Linked DNA regions of Homo sapiens: region 2 is linked to region 1. A link is a contact called in ENCODE Hi-C or POLR2A ChIA-PET data. All regions are on one chromosome and are shown on one strand. The core of a region is the stretch at or near the end of the contact, and the rest is flanking DNA. Distances in the headings are between cores, read along the strand shown. Region 1 overlaps RAD51B (RAD51 paralog B). Region 2 overlaps RAD51B (RAD51 paralog B).

Region 1 (3,063 bases), core at 268-2,767:
TACCATGTAAATATTTAGCCATTTCAATATATTTGTTCTGGACTTGTTCTTCTTATGTGTGTCTCCTGTGTTGAGTCTGTTTAATTGTAGGTTATTATTGTGTGTCTATATTGATGTCATTTCTTTAAGTACAGACACAGACAGCATTGCTTCAGCTGCCCCCACCCCTCCTTTTAAAAATAACACCTTACACAATATCCCTTCCTTGAGGACATCAAATAAATAACTTTTGTTCAAGAGCATATCTGATGAGGTGGCTAACTTGGAAATTTGTTCCTAGGCAGACCTTGTGACCTCTGTTTCAATACATAGTGAGTGGCCTTTGCTCCCATTTTATGCTACAGATTCACTCTGGAGATAGAATTGGTTGCACCTCTCCAGGCAGTGAGTTTGGAGAGCCCTTGGTGGTTAGGATGCCATTTGTGCTGGTGGCACAGAAATACAAGCAGTAAGCCCAGAGTTGCTTACTCTCCACTGGAGGTTTCTCAGAGGCTGGGGGGGACCCGAGACTCCTCTGCTTCAACTCCGCTCTACTATATGCCACTGGAAGTGTAGCTGAGGCTGAAGGGTATCAATGTTGGTATTTATCAGGTTGGACTCCCCCAAGTGCCCTATTTTCATACCTCCAAGGAGCAAGTGATTCAACAGAACTGTTTTCTTGGCCTCAAATGAGTCTAAGAAGGGGAAATCACTTAATACCAGCCGTCTGTGAGGGACCGATCACAAAGCTGTGTCTTTCTAATCCTCCTTGTAAATCAAAGGGAGGGGAATCCCCAGAGCCCAGGAGTACACATGAATAGAAAGCACCACAGGTAATAAAAACACCTAAAAAGGTCAGCAGAAACTCGGGGAGCTGCTGGAAATTCACCTCCTCTGCCTTTCTATGGGACTCAGTGGGCAGTGATCAGGTAGCAGGCAAGGATACCCAACTACACACCAAAGCAACTTGGCCACAGGACACGTACAGTGCAGCAGAAGGCTGGTAGGATAGTTTCTTCCACATCCATGTGAACCTCAGAGTCATCTGACCATTGGCCTTGTTCTCTTCCAGGTTCTAGCTGGCCAGAGACTTTTTTGGCCTCATACTAACTGCAAAATTGCACACAGTTGGCGAATACACCACTGGAAGCCACTGTGGCTGCATTGTCACAGTTCACCAATTGTGCATGTTATTTCCTGCAGTGGGCCCAAGATCACTGACAGGATGCCGTCGGGGTTGGGCTGAAGGTGGAAACAGCACACTAGCTTGCTGTTTGTGGCCTCTTTACAACTGCCGGCCCCATCTGAGATCCGGAACCAACACGTGCTAACCTCAGCCCATTGGGGCCAGTGGGGCAGCCAGCAGTGGAACCATAGCTCTCCACACCTATGTCTATGGCACGGTAGCTGCCGGCCCACAGTTTCCACTGCATCCCCTTGCATGTGCACCCCAAGAGAAGTAGGCCAAAGAGAAAGCTGCCTTAGGGAGCCACATGGTTATCTTGTGTGTTTACTTTTGCCAAATGGCAGACACAATTCTACTTCAATGCATTTTTCTGAACTCAGTGGTCAAAAGTAGCACGGAAGCACTACTTGCGTCAGCCCCCTCTGTGATTGAGCGAGTGTGTGCTTGTGCAAAGCTGAGGAGATTTTTTTTCACCTCCTCCTTCTGCATTCCCTCAGACTGAGCCACTCTCTTCTTTAGGGGCTCCCCTACTAGGCAGAGTGTTTCTCTAGCTTTGCCTGTGGATTTCACAGTGAAATCTACAGAAGACAGTTTTCCTCAGGGCTGATAATAAGAGGTATGAACTTATTAAGATTGGAAGCATTCTCACCATAAACACAAATTATTTCAAGTTGCTCCTTCATCCCCTTTTCCTTGGCCACTGCCATTGGTTCTGTGTAGGATGGATTTCTTAAGGTTGAAGATAAGCAATGCAAAGGTGGAATTTTGAGTACAGCACTCATCCTAATGTGGGTGAAATATATGAAACATTTATTCTAAGCAGACTGCTACATTAACAGTTGTTATACATTCATTCTCTGCATATCTTTTGTGGACTCAACACTTTTAGGTACAGAGAGGTTAGGAGAATTTCCCAGAATTGCACAGCAGGTTAGTGACAGTGCCAGAAATAAAAGTCTGCCTGACTCCCACACCCATGTTTTCTTCAAGCCAAATTGAAGTTTGGCCTCTTCTCCACAAATATTTCACAAGAAAAATTCCCCACAGCCTTTCAGAATTTCCCAGAAAACAATTGTTGTGCAGTCCTTCAAGATGGAAATGGCAGGCTGGAATATTGAAACCTTATCAGCTTTTATTCTAGAACTGACAGTTGATATTTTCTGAGCTGAAGCTAAGATAAAAGTTTATTTTTGTGTTTTTTTTTTTTAATCGTGGAATGATTTTTGATTTTCCAGAGCATGGCAAAACTAAGCCAGCAAATACTAAAACCACATTTGTTTTTGTGACGCTCAAACTCCGTAACAAATATTGGGTATCTCTATACAAAGCTGGATGTGGACAGGAAGGGTTTGGGATGGGGAGAGGCATGCGTCTGGGAGCGTGGCCTTTCTGGACCTACCCTGTTCTCACTCTCTTCCTTCTGCCTCTTGCCCTCATTGCTTTCCTTATTCTCTTTCTTCCTCTTGTCTCCTTCTCACCTCCAGCTCCTACCACAGCAGACAGGTTGGGGCAGACACCGTCATGGTTGGGGAGCAGGAGGACAGCATGGGGAAAACCACTCCAGGCCTTTCTCTCAAACCTTAGTGATGAAAGGACTCAATGGACCTGAACAATTTCTCACAGGAAAGTTCCGGTCTCTGTCTCCTTAAAAGCAAGGCATTCAGTAACCCTTAACAGAGCCAGGATTAAAACTTGAATTTCTGACTTATCCCAGGCCTCTGTTTGGATAGAAAGGCTAGGTCACTGTCATATATGGCAATTAGGATCACTTCAGATACAAAAGTAACATTTTTAAAGCTGTGCCTTAAGCAGAGAGACCATTTTTAGTACAAAAAGGAAAAAAAGATTAACTGTGCCTTCAGAGCTGATGAAAGGCAGAGCCTCGTCACTTTGAAAGC
Region 2 (3,063 bases), core at 352-2,851, 170 kb after region 1:
TTCAAACATTTCTTCTGCCTCAGCGTCTCGAGTAGCTGGGAATACCCAAGTGCACCACCACACCCAGCTAATTTTTGTATTTTTAGTAGAGACGGGGTTTCGCCCTGTTGACCAGGCTGGTCTCGAACTCCTGACCTCAGGTGATCCACCCGCCTTGGCCGCCCGAAGTGCTGGGATTATAGGCGTGAACCACCACGCCTGGCCAGGACTTTTTAAAAGACTATATCTTCTGAACTTGCCTCCTGTTCCACCTCTGAAGGGCCCTCGGGGAGAGACGGAGCTTAGATACCACACTCTGTTCTGTAGTTCCTCACATAGTTTTTCTCACTCAGAACCACTGAAAGAGGTTAGGTTGCTTTATTCCTCATGACTCTCTGTTTTGCTTGACTTGTTTATGGTGAACATGTGGTATTTACATAATCAGAAAAACATAAAGCCATATTCATAGTGTACCAACCGGGAAAGAGAGAGAAAAATTAATTGTTTGTTGGGACTGGCAAATAGTCTCACAGTGTAGTCAAGTCAACATTAACAGTAAGAAGGGTATATGGGATTATGAAACTGTAAAAGGCCCCTGAGGATTCTGAGCAGAGTTCATTCTTAGCATGACTGTGGGGGCTCAGTGCCAGGCCATGCTGCACCCCACAGAGGGCCCTGTCCAGACTTCTCAGCACAGGGAATGCCTCATATTGGACAGTTTTTGACTCCTGTGATGGTCAGTATTCTCAGCTTCAGGGCCCTCTGTTTCAGGCAAGATAACCTATTCACTCATTCTATAGAATGCTCAGCCTGATGGTATGTGTGTTAAGTAGGTAGACTGCCTGGAAACACAGATTGAGCACCAACAAATGATTCTAATGAGAATTTTAGAATTTTAAACTCCTTATATATCCAGTCTGGTTGCTATCAAGCTCTTCCTACCAAGTTCTTTCTGAGATCCTTCTGGTGCCTATACCTGTTTCTTGAATTATTTCAGTCTGTGAGCTTATTTCTATGAATTAAAGATACCTTAATTCCCTTATAATAGTTGATAAGTGAGTCATTCTATGGTTATATATAGTGTAAGATTTAGAAACATTCACATTAAAAATATTGAAAATACAAAAGACGAAGCTGACAGGTTCCTGGTTATACCCTGACAGCACTGGGGAGAGTTATTGTATAAAGTTCTAGCTCTCCTCCATCTTACTGAAACTAATTTCGTTTGTGCTTAAAGGAAAAGACAGGAAGGGTGCCCTGTTGTCTCTCTGTTACACTCTTCAACTCATCTGAAATCCTGTCTTGTGTTTTCTTCTTGTCCTTTGCCCTTGCATTTGCTGGAGGAGGACTTTAGGGAAATAGTAAGAATGCTGCGGTAACAGAGAGAATTAATTTGACCGTGCTCTGAAGAAAGAGCATGTTGATTTCTCACTAGAATTGGTTCCTCCACCCATCAGAGCAGGGCCAGGGATGTGGTACATTACACAAACCAGTCCCATTTGACCAGCTGTTTTTGGATGTGTCAAGCCCAGATTTCAGCCCCTTTACATAGAAACATGTTGCCTTCCTTGAATGGGTTCCTGTGAGACTAAAGAAAGTCCCGTGTGGTCCAAGCATGATGTAACAGGGATGTGTGCTTCAGAATTCAAGACACACCCTCTGAGTTCCTGGCATCTTTTTACTATAGTAATCACACAGCCATAGTCTTCCTTCTGTGACCCTTGAAGGCCAGAGCTGCCTTGCCTCTGCTGCATTTTCTAATGGGCCTGGACAGGAGGACCCAGCTCTGTTTCTTATGGGTCTTGTGGATGGCGCTGGGAAATCAGGCTTGCCTAACTGGATATACAGAGCTTAGCATTAACAGCTGGACAGAGCTCTTGTGCATCTTGTTTTTTTTGGTTATTTAAATACTCCTGATTTAGGGTGGAGAAAGGGAATGGATTTCTGTTGCTTGAAATTCCTTGCGACAGTATTTGTTTGCTTTAATTGGCGCTAGATTGAAGTTACCAAATTCAGATGATGATGAAACCAGTTCACACTTATTTGAAAATTGAAATTGGTGATACTTATGTTAACTTTTGATTTTTTAAAAAAACAATAAAAAATAAAATTTAAATGTAGTATTTGATGGCGATGAGCTTACTGACAATAAAGTCAATTCTCACTTCCTTCAGCATACCCAATGGTAATATTAAACAAATGGTAACATTAACAATTTTAGAAATGGTTAGAAATATGTACAGTTCTGTAGCATGTGTGTGAAGTTGTACATTAGCCTTGCACACATAGGCACTCTCACATGGACAGCAAGGAAAGGCAGACCATTGAACTAACTCTTTAGCCTTTAAAATGGGGCAAGTTACTAACTTTTCTGCAATTTTTATCCCCATAAGATTCTCTCATCATAGTGGAAAGAAACTAATATTTCTCAGGTTCCTATGACGTACCGCATTTTTCACTAATTTCTTTCATCTCTTTAATCCTCACAATAAGCCTATGAGATGAGTGCTATTGTGTTCATTTTAGAGATGAGGAAAGTAAGTCTTGAAGAGGTTAGAGTACCCAAAATCATATAGCCAAGATTTGAAGCCATGCTTGACCAGATCTAAGGTGTGTTACATTTTGTAATAATGATGATTGTACTTGACCCCAAGCCTCCTTTTTTTAGCCCCCTATAACCATGACTTGATAATAGCTAAAAAATTGTATTGAGTAGCCTTAAGAGGAGCTATTTGGTACATATTCACATGTGGGATGTGTGTGTGTGTGCACATGTGTGTGTATGTGCATAACCCTCAAACTGATATTAAGATAATGTTACTAAATCACTACCTAATTGGAGATAGAAAAACTAAAGTTCACAAAGAGTGCCTGCACTTTAATGTGGAGGTTTGACCACATATGTATATTCTTTCTCATGATTCATTTGAAATTATGTCTGTATGATAAACTAATAAAGTTAATCCAAAAAGACAAAGAGAGCATGAATCTTTTTGAGATATCAACAGGCTTCAGCAAATAATAGAACACATGAAGTGATACAAGATTGGCAAGAAAGAACAGAGACACTTTTGTGCCCTCAAA

Evidence for each region. Hi-C counts contacts between places; a loop is a spot of excess contacts on that map. ChIA-PET counts read pairs that join two places held with the same protein, here RNA polymerase II (POLR2A). Pooled maps may share reads with other maps.
Region 2: a map with no recorded cell type shows a loop between it and region 1 (5-fold over the local background). The contact joins two enhancer-like sites. A Hi-C loop is called at or near these places in 1 of 168 maps with a recorded cell type or tissue (HepG2), 3 of 37 single-sample maps with no recorded cell type and 5 of 50 pooled maps. POLR2A ChIA-PET finds 5 or more read pairs at or near these places in 6 of 52 experiments (A673, B cell, CD4-positive, alpha-beta T cell and 3 more).

Annotation. Positions count from the first base shown.
Region 1 is chr14:68,282,399-68,285,461 of GRCh38, forward strand. The region is part of intron 7 of RAD51B (RAD51 paralog B); the gene reads left to right. Among named protein-coding and RNA genes, the nearest start is that of RAD51B-AS1, 400 kb to the right of the region's middle. RefSeq lists enhancers at 967-1,036, 2,773-2,822, 2,873-2,932. Within about 2 kb of position 1,518, at least 18 of the 41 ENCODE cell types and tissues checked have a DNase peak (open chromatin) inside an H3K27ac peak, as active enhancers do.
Region 2 is chr14:68,450,315-68,453,377 of GRCh38, forward strand. The region is part of intron 9 of RAD51B (RAD51 paralog B); the gene reads left to right. Among named protein-coding and RNA genes, the nearest start is that of RAD51B-AS1, 230 kb to the right of the region's middle. Within about 2 kb of position 1,602, at least 7 of the 41 ENCODE cell types and tissues checked have a DNase peak (open chromatin) inside an H3K27ac peak, as active enhancers do.